Linked DNA regions of Homo sapiens: region 2 is linked to region 1. A link is an interaction called in ENCODE POLR2A ChIA-PET data of the cell type or tissue named here. Cell type or tissue: MCF 10A. All regions are shown on one strand. Links, peaks and the distances in the headings refer to the core of each region. The heading gives the core; the rest is flanking DNA. Region 1 overlaps HTR7 (5-hydroxytryptamine receptor 7). Region 2 overlaps HTR7 (5-hydroxytryptamine receptor 7).

The links. Peaks named below come from ENCODE experiments on the same cell type or tissue, not always from the same donor. Only the 100,000 strongest peaks of a DNase experiment are listed, where the experiment ranks them.
Region 2: POLR2A ChIA-PET joins it to region 1 with 8 read pairs; 3 of 35 experiments call an interaction of 5 or more read pairs at or near these places.

What each region holds. Positions count from the first base shown.
Region 1 is chr10:90,752,504-90,756,910 of GRCh38, forward strand. The region is part of intron 1 of HTR7 (5-hydroxytryptamine receptor 7); the gene reads right to left. Among named protein-coding and RNA genes, the nearest start is that of HTR7, 100 kb to the right of the region's middle. In MCF 10A, for the core only: no CTCF peak of the experiment used is centred there; no DNase peak of the experiment used is centred there.
Region 2 is chr10:90,845,867-90,850,273 of GRCh38, forward strand. The region is part of intron 1 of HTR7 (5-hydroxytryptamine receptor 7); the gene reads right to left. Among named protein-coding and RNA genes, the nearest start is that of HTR7, 10 kb to the right of the region's middle. In MCF 10A, for the core only: no CTCF peak of the experiment used is centred there; a DNase peak (open chromatin) is centred at 1,765.

The DNA of each region.
Region 1 (4,407 bases), core at 205-4,204:
CCAATGAATAAACTGGCATGGCTTTTGTTAACGATTTTAAAGCTCACCAAGTCAACATGCAAAAATGTACAGATAATCTGAAAAAGAATAATGAAGGGATACTTATCCCATTAAAAAAAAGTATAAAGCCACAGAAATAAAAGCCCCAAAATAATTATTCAAAAAGATATCAATAAAACAAGATAGGTTCAAATTGATTCAAATATATAAGGGAATTCAATATAAAAGGAGTCACTTTAAATCACTAGTAAAAAATTGGATATTCTTGAAGTCTCACAACTGGCCAGCAATTGAGGTAAAAGTATTACTGGCTTCTTATCGTTTGATTAAATATAAATCTCACATGGATCAAAGATTATCATGTAAAAAAATTAAACCCTAAGAAAATATTGGCAAGTATTTCCACAATTCTGAGATGACAAAGGCCATTCTTAACTATAATACAAAAGCTTGAAAGTACAAAATGAAACATCAATAAATGTTTGTAACAAACAAAATAAATAAGTGACATTTATAAGCAACATTTAGTTTAATTCAAAAATCATTCTGTGAAGAGTTAAAAGTCAAATCATAAACTAGAAATCTAAATGGCAATATCACAATATTCACAGATTTCCTACAGGTCAATACAAAACACAGCCATCCCATAGTAAGAACTTCAGAGTTTGTAAAAGAAAAAACAAAAAGCCAACCATCCCAATAAAAATATTTAAGCAATTGATCAAAGAAGAAAAACTAATGGACAAAGCCAGGCGCAGTGGCTCATGCCTATAATCCCAGCACTTTGGGAGGCCAAGGTGGAAGGATCACTTGAGGCCAGGAGTTTCAGACCAGCCTGAGCAACATAGCAAGACCCTATCTCTATTTTAAAGAGAGAGAGAGAGAGAGAGAAAGAAACTAATGACCAATAAGCACTTAAAAATATTCAGAACTTCATTAATAAAGAGATGCACATTTTAAAATGACACATTTTTATCATTTGCAAATATTTAAGAAAGACAAAATCCAATATTAGAAAACTGAAAAAGCAATCATTCTATTACGTTGCTATTGGGAATGTCAACTGAAATAATTTTGGAAGACAGTTTGGCAATTATCACACATCTAGGATTTTGTCTTAAGAAGATAATTGTACAAATGCAAAATGACTAATGTGCAGACATGTTACTAAACACATAATAGAGGAAAAAGAATGCAATCTAAGTATTATCAATAGGAGATTAGATATGATATATATATATACTGTATATAATATGTATAATGCAGCCATTAAAAATGATGATGTACGTCTGTATTTACTAACACAGAAACAACAGAAGAGTGGATTAAAAACACATAGCTCTTAAAGATAAGTAATAGAATATCATATAACATATATTATTAACCTTTCTATATAAAACTGGGTGTATGCTTGTGTGAGCATGTCTGTGTATGCTCAGATGTCTACAAGAATATCAACTAAAATATCAATAGTAGTTTTACCTGAGATGAAGAAATTTTAATGATTTTAAATTTCCTCTATATTTTCTATGCTTGATATTTTTGTAGTGAGCATGTAAAAAAAACACTATTTTAAGAACAAAATAAAAGATTTAAGAGGATTCTGAGATTCCTAATTTATATGATTCTGGCAATAGAAACAATCTGGTTCATAAAATCTTTAGAAAGCTGATAATTAAATCTTACATTGTTTTATTTGATTAGCTTGTCAAAAGTACTTTATTAGAATACATTCATAAGTTTATACAAAAGAAAAAGAACTCATTGGCCTTTAAAATCCCATAATTACTACATAAAGTAATATTGGTATTCAGGGAAGTGTTTCTCTAAATTATACATTCATTCTTCCAAACCTTGTATAGGATAAATCTTACCTTCAAGGGTGAGAAAGAAAAAAAGAAAAAAAAAACTAGACTGATTTTTAACATTCCTTAAGTATGCATGTTTAATATTTAATCACACTAACATTTTATCCTCACTGTTAATTAGAAAGCAGGATGCTTATAAAGCCTTCAAAATTTTACTGTAAAATGCATACGAATGTTAAAGTACAGTAAATCTCAGAGACGAAAGCACTGAAGTATTATATAATTGAGGAATATATGCAACTCACAATAGGGGTGCCATTGAAGTACAGGTTCAGAGAAAAAGAGGATTAGGGAGTTATAATCTGCATAGAGAGGGATCGGAAGTAAATTAACTCTGCTGCCTGTCTTCCATTCTAACTGTATAGAAATGGTAGATAATGGTTCTTTAATTAAATGGCTTCTTCTGAGTTTCACTGCTATAGAATGATAATTTAGGGAGTAAAAGAAACTAGGTAGAATTATTCTGAAATATGGTGGTTTTTTAGAGCGTTCAGCTTAAAAAGCGTTCACACACTTAGAACACCTCCTCCAGGAGATTCCTCCCTTGCAGTTGGCAAAATCCACTAGAATCTCCGGCTGATGTCAGTGGCTGCTGAAACTGCCAGATTATAAGAATCACTCAGGAGCTTTAGAAACATGCAGATTCCCAAGCCACTATTCTCATTCAAGGATTGGAGACCTAGAACTTTGTGTTTAGGATTGACTGTTCTGGGTCTTTATCCCCCACACTGCTGTCAAAGCAGCCTTCTCCCATTCAATTACAAGGACTTTATACTTACCACATGAAGGGCTTTACTTTACTGTATATTTCATCTGAACAGTTTGCTTCCAGTTTAGCCTAACAAAATCATTATGAATCATGTTTCCATTATCTCAGCTATTAGATTTCCCAGTCCTGTGCTAAATGAGATATGTGTGGTCTTTATATTTTAATCAAGTTGTAGATTTTTCTTAAATGCATAATACACAACAAGGTTTTTTAAAACCTTTTTGACCATGGTTCACAAAAAGAAATATAACATTTTATATAATAAACTGATATGTGTGTATATTTATATTTAGGAAATTAAACAAAAGTTTCACAAATCTGTATTTACCATTATAAACCATTATCTACTCTCTTCTATTCTATTTCAGACTTTTTAAATGCTGGCCTTAACTCACTAAATTGATTTCATAACCCATTAATGGATCAAGGCCTAAAGTTTGAAAATTACTCACCTTCACCAAACATATCAAAAGGTGTTTAACATCACGAGTCATGACAAAAATGCAGATTAGCACAATGAAATGTCACTAACAGCCATCAGAGTGGTTAAAATTAATGATGATGATGATAAAAACTATAATGCCAAGTGTTCTGTGAAGATATGAAACAATTGTGATTCTCACACATTACTGGTGGGAATGTAAACTGATGCAGTAACTTTGGGAAACTATTTGTAATATCTATTAAAGCTAAATAATACACACTCTATGATCTAGCAATTCCAAGTATATAATGAACATTAACCAAAATACACATACAAAAGTTTATAGCAGCACTGTTGGTAATAGCTCCAAATGAAACTAATCCACTCTACAGAAGTAAAATTAGTATAACTCTATAATAGTAGAATAAGTACATAAACTGTGGCATATTTATGCAATGGAATTCTATAAAACAATGAGAATGAACCCACTACTGCTTGTCAACATGGATGATTTTCACAAACATAAGCTCGAGCTAAAGAAGCTAAAAAACAAAAAAGAACATACTATTCAAAACCAGGCAAAACTAGCTGCTGGTGACAGAAGCCAGAATGGCAGTTACCTCCGGGGAAGAGGAAGTCCTAAGCAATGAGGGTGCAGGAGGAAAGCTTGGAGTTCTGAAAATGTTCTTTCTCTTCCTCTGGGTGTGTTACATAGGTATGCTCACCTTGTAGAAAGTAAGTGAGCTATTCAGTTATGATTTGTGCAGTGTTCCGGATGTATGTAAATCAGGTTTTTTTAAATACTAAAAGTAAATTTTTAACAATACACTGAACTTATCATTTGCCATTAACCTAGATGCTAACCTGTTCTCTAAAACCAATGTTACAGTGGGGTTCCAATACACTTTTAAACCATTTCCATCAGTGTTTCTAAGCTACACTTACAGTTAGGAACAATAAACAACTTAAATTCCTTATTCTGCCCTCAGCATTGAGGGAGAGAAGTAGATAAAAGAGAGAGGGGGGAAGAAAGCAACAAAATTCAACCAAGTTTGGAAACACAGTAGCAAAGCCTCCTCTTTGAGAAAGGATATTATTATTAAACAAAAAAGAGAGTTTCCCTTAAGAGAGAAAATCAGATTTAATTAAAATAAAATAAGTCACTTAATTCTAAAAGTGCCTGTAAAAATTCATATATTATATTTGTTAACTGTTGCTACATAACTAATTACCACACTTTAGTGGCTTAAAACACCACCAAGGAAAACCCTGTCATAAAAAAAAAGAAAAGAAAAGAAAAAGAAAAATACATGTCTATTAAAGGATTTTTAGACAATTATACAAAG
Region 2 (4,407 bases), core at 173-4,172, 93 kb after region 1:
CTGCCCAAGAATTTTGTTTCCATGGTACCTCACCCTCTGTTCCAATGCCACCCAAGATTCTGTGGCTGACCAGCACTTCAGACACATTGTTCTCTTTTGCCTGTTCTCAAAATAGAATCATATGCCAAGGTGGAAAAAAAAAGTGTATATAAACATCTGTGGGAAGGATGGGTGACAGGGAGAAGAAATGTGTACAAGTTGAGTATCCCTGATCCAAAATGCTTAGAATCTTTTTTATATTTTGAAATATGTGCATATACATAATAAAATATCTTGAGGATGGGACCTAAGTCTAAACACAAAATTCATTTATGTTCTATATTTACCTTGTACCCAAAAATCAAAATATTTATCAGTGAAATGATATGAAGTAATCTTATACAATATTCTAAATAATTTTGTGTGCCCATCACATGAGGTCAGGTGTGAAATTTTCTACCTGTGGCATCATGTCAGTACTCAAAGATTCTAATCTTGGAGCATTTTGGGTTTCAGACTTTCAGATCAGGGATGCCCAATTTGTACTAGGTTTAGCAGTTGAGATTAAGTTCAGCTGCATGTGATAAACAACATAATGGTATTAGTTCATCAATTAGTAAGAAGTCAAGGTTCCAGCAATTCTGTGGAGTTGACAGTCCTCCACGATCCAGGCTACCCTTCCAGCATACTGCTCCTCTTTAACAAGCATGACCATTTTTGTCCATCTTGACTAAGTGGCCAGAGCTCTAGCCACCATCTTCATATTCCAGGCAAGAAGATGGAGGAAAGGACAGAAAAGAGGAAGACGGCACACACCAATTTTCTTGAAGGCAGTTTCTGGGAAGCTGAAACATAATACTTCTACTAACATCTCTCAAGCCCAAATTTAGTAACATGGCCACATCTAGCTGTAAGGGAGGCTAAGAAATGCAGCCTTTATTCTGGGCAGCCATATTCCCAGGTCAAAGCAGGAATTCCCATAACTAAAGGGGGAAGGGGAGGACGGAGATTGGGGTAGGCAACCAGCAGTATCTACTGCAAGGGGTGAAGGGTTATTGACTTGTGCTTCTCCTATGCTATTCCCTCACTCAGAATGCCTTCCTGCTCCCTCTCTGTGAGTTCATTCAAACACTGATTCACTGCCTCTGTGTTCCTGGCATCTGCTGCTCCTTTGACTGGAATGTTCCATGTCTCCACTTTTATTATTTTCCTTAGATATATTTACACACATAGATATAAATAAATACACAATATTTGAACAAGCTTTGAACACAAGTTCCATCCATACAAACTGTATGTCCTTGTCAAGTCACTTCTACCCTCTGAGCCTCAAGTTCCTCCTACATCAAGTGGGGATACTGATGCCCACCTCACAATGTTGTAGAGGGGATCAGTGGAGATTTCTGTATTTGGGAGTGGTCTGTAAGCAATAAATCATTAAACATCTATTAGCTATTATCATTTCTACCCTGAAGCATTACTTCCTGTTAGTTAACATGAGAGGAAAAAAAAAAGCAGTTGGTGGCTAAGTGTTACTACACAAAAGAACAGGGCAGAAGACCCATTTCATCTCCTTCTCACTTTCCCATAGCAAAGCCAGAAGAAGATTCCATCAATTCTTAAAATGTATCTACAAGCAGAAAATTAATTTTAGAGATGAGCAAGGATAACTTCCTTTGAAGTGAAAGGAGTCTGGAGAAGCCAGAATGCACCCTGCCCTGCTGATTGAAGCAGAATTAAAGCCAAAAGCAGAACTCAGATCATCAGAGGGAATGAGTCATAGTACCTGGCGAGGAAGCAAGGCTTCAGCCAGATACCAATCAGAGCTAAATATTACAGCTCTTGCAAATAAGGCAGATGAGTTCCTGTAACCATGAACAACCCAAAGGTGGCCCCTGCCCTCATACACAAAGCTAAAAACTAATGGTTGCTGACAGCATTAAAACAATAACTGTATCTGCTCAGATTAATCATATATCTGACTTAATCCAAATATACCTCAAGAGATGTATCAAATACATACTTTTGCCCCTTTCATTATAAAATAAAATACATATACAGGAAAGTGCCTAAAATATACATGGACACTTTAACAATAATTAAGTTAACCCTTGTGTAATTACCACTCCAGTCAAGAAAGAAAACACTACACCACCTTAGAAGCATGCCGCTCTGATCTCAGTTTTCTCCATCCCATCTAAAAGCAATCACTCTCTCTTTGTTCTTTTTTTTTTTTTTTTTTTGGCAGGATTTGCTCTTGTTGCCCAAGCTGGAGTGCAATGGCGCGATCTCGGCTCACCGCAACCTCGGCCTCCCGGGTTCAAGCGATTCTCCTGCCTCCCGAGTAACTGGGATTACAGGCATGCGCCAGCATACCCAGCTAATTTTGTATTTCTAGTAGAGACGGAGTTTCTCCATGTTGGTCAGGCTGGTCTCGAACTCCAGACCTCAGGTGATCTGCCCGCCTCAGCCTTCCAAAGTGCTGGCATGCTGGCATTATAGGTGTAAGCCACTGTGCCTGGCCTCTTTGTTCTTATGATATATATTTCCTTCCTTTTCTTTATAATATTACCACTTATGTACGTCCCTAAAAATATTTTTGTCTATTTAAAATTTTTATTTGAATGGAATCACATATGTATATACTTTATATTTTGCTGCTTCTGCTCAGCCTTACATTTGTAACCATAAAATATTTATCAGTGAAATGATATGACATCTGAAATTTGATTTAAAATAATTGGATGAAGGAAGAATTGCAAAGTATATTTTGAATAAATCGACCATAAGTTGATCACTGTTGAAGATGGATGATGGATACATCAGACTCATTATAGTATACTTGACTTTAAAATATGTTTCAAAATTTATATAACAAAAAATCATTTAAATTACTTCATGAGATTCACTTGGTTGCTGGGTGTAGTTAGAATTTGTTCATTTTCATTGCTGTATAGCAATACTTCTCTAAGTAAGATCCCAAGACCAGAAGCATCAGAATCACCTGGGAATTTATGTGAACTGTAAATTCTTAGCCCAACCCCAGACTTTTGAAATCAGAAACTCTTGGGGTAAGGTTTCTGATTTGGTAAGGTCTGGGGTTAGGCCCAACAATCTGTGTTTTAATAAGCTCTCCAGGTAGTTCTGATGCACATTCAAGTTTGATAAACACTCCTAAATAGCATTCTGTTGTATGAATATACCACAATTTATTTATTCATTCTACTACTGACACACAGGTGTATTATTTCAAGTTTTAAGGTTTCAAGTTTGTGGATTCTATAAATATTCTTGTAGAAGACTTTTGGTGGACAAGCATCTTTCTGATATGTACCTGGTGATAAAATAACAGGGTCTTAGGGTGTATGTATTTTTAACATTACATGATAACACTAAACTATTTGCAACGTAGTTCACCAATTTATAATCCCACTAGTAATGTATGTAAATTCCCTTTGCTCCATATCCTTCCCAACACTTGGTAGTTTTTTGACATTTTAATTGTTGTCAATCTAGAGGGTTAAACACTTAAACTTTCCAACTTAGAATTAAAAAAAAAACACATATTAGAGAACAGAACTTCAGATGTAAAATCAGTTTCACAAATATATTAGTTGGTGAGTTTTCATGGAGTAAACCCGATGCAGGAAAGAATCTGGTACAATAGAGAAACTGAGAAAGGTCAATGTGACTGGAATGTGGCGAACAAGACAGAATGCAGTTCAAGATGTTGAGGAGTGAGGCAGGGACAAACCAAGGACCTCCTACATGTGCTAAAGAGTGAATTTTATTCCAAGTGAAATGAAAAGAAAATTAAAAATTTTAAGCAGGAAATTTACATAATTATATTTCTATATTAGCATACATTTAAAATATTTCAGGCACATAGCCACTTCTAGCCATGATGGGGTTGTTTGATACTTCAGACCAATGCTTCTGCTGAAAGCCACTTTAAAAGCTGGATAAAGCACAAATACACACACACTCACACACGCATGCACGCTATGATGCCCGAAAGCATCAAGCAGTTGTTGAGACAACCAGGACTTCAGGGAACAAAATCCTAGAGAAGACAGAAGCACAGGGAGGCAAGCCAATATTGTGCAGCTGCTCTTTCCCTTGGGGCACTTGCCAAAATTGGGTGAAGGGTAAGGGGCTAAGGATCCAGGTAAAGAGCCTCAGCAGAGAGTTGCTAATAAGGGGCAAAAACACCAGAAGAGCACTTGGCAGTCTCTTGGAGATAGAGAGGCAAAAGTCAGAGGCCTAAAAGGCAAAGATGCCAGTGAAACCTAAGCCCAGCACCTGTTAGTTCCCTCAAAACATTTGCTGAATTCTGAGACTGCATAAGGCAGGAGGCTAAGAAGCCATGCTTGATAGTCTTACAGTTTTGAGGAAAGAACATTTAAAGTTCTGAACTAGCCAGGGGTG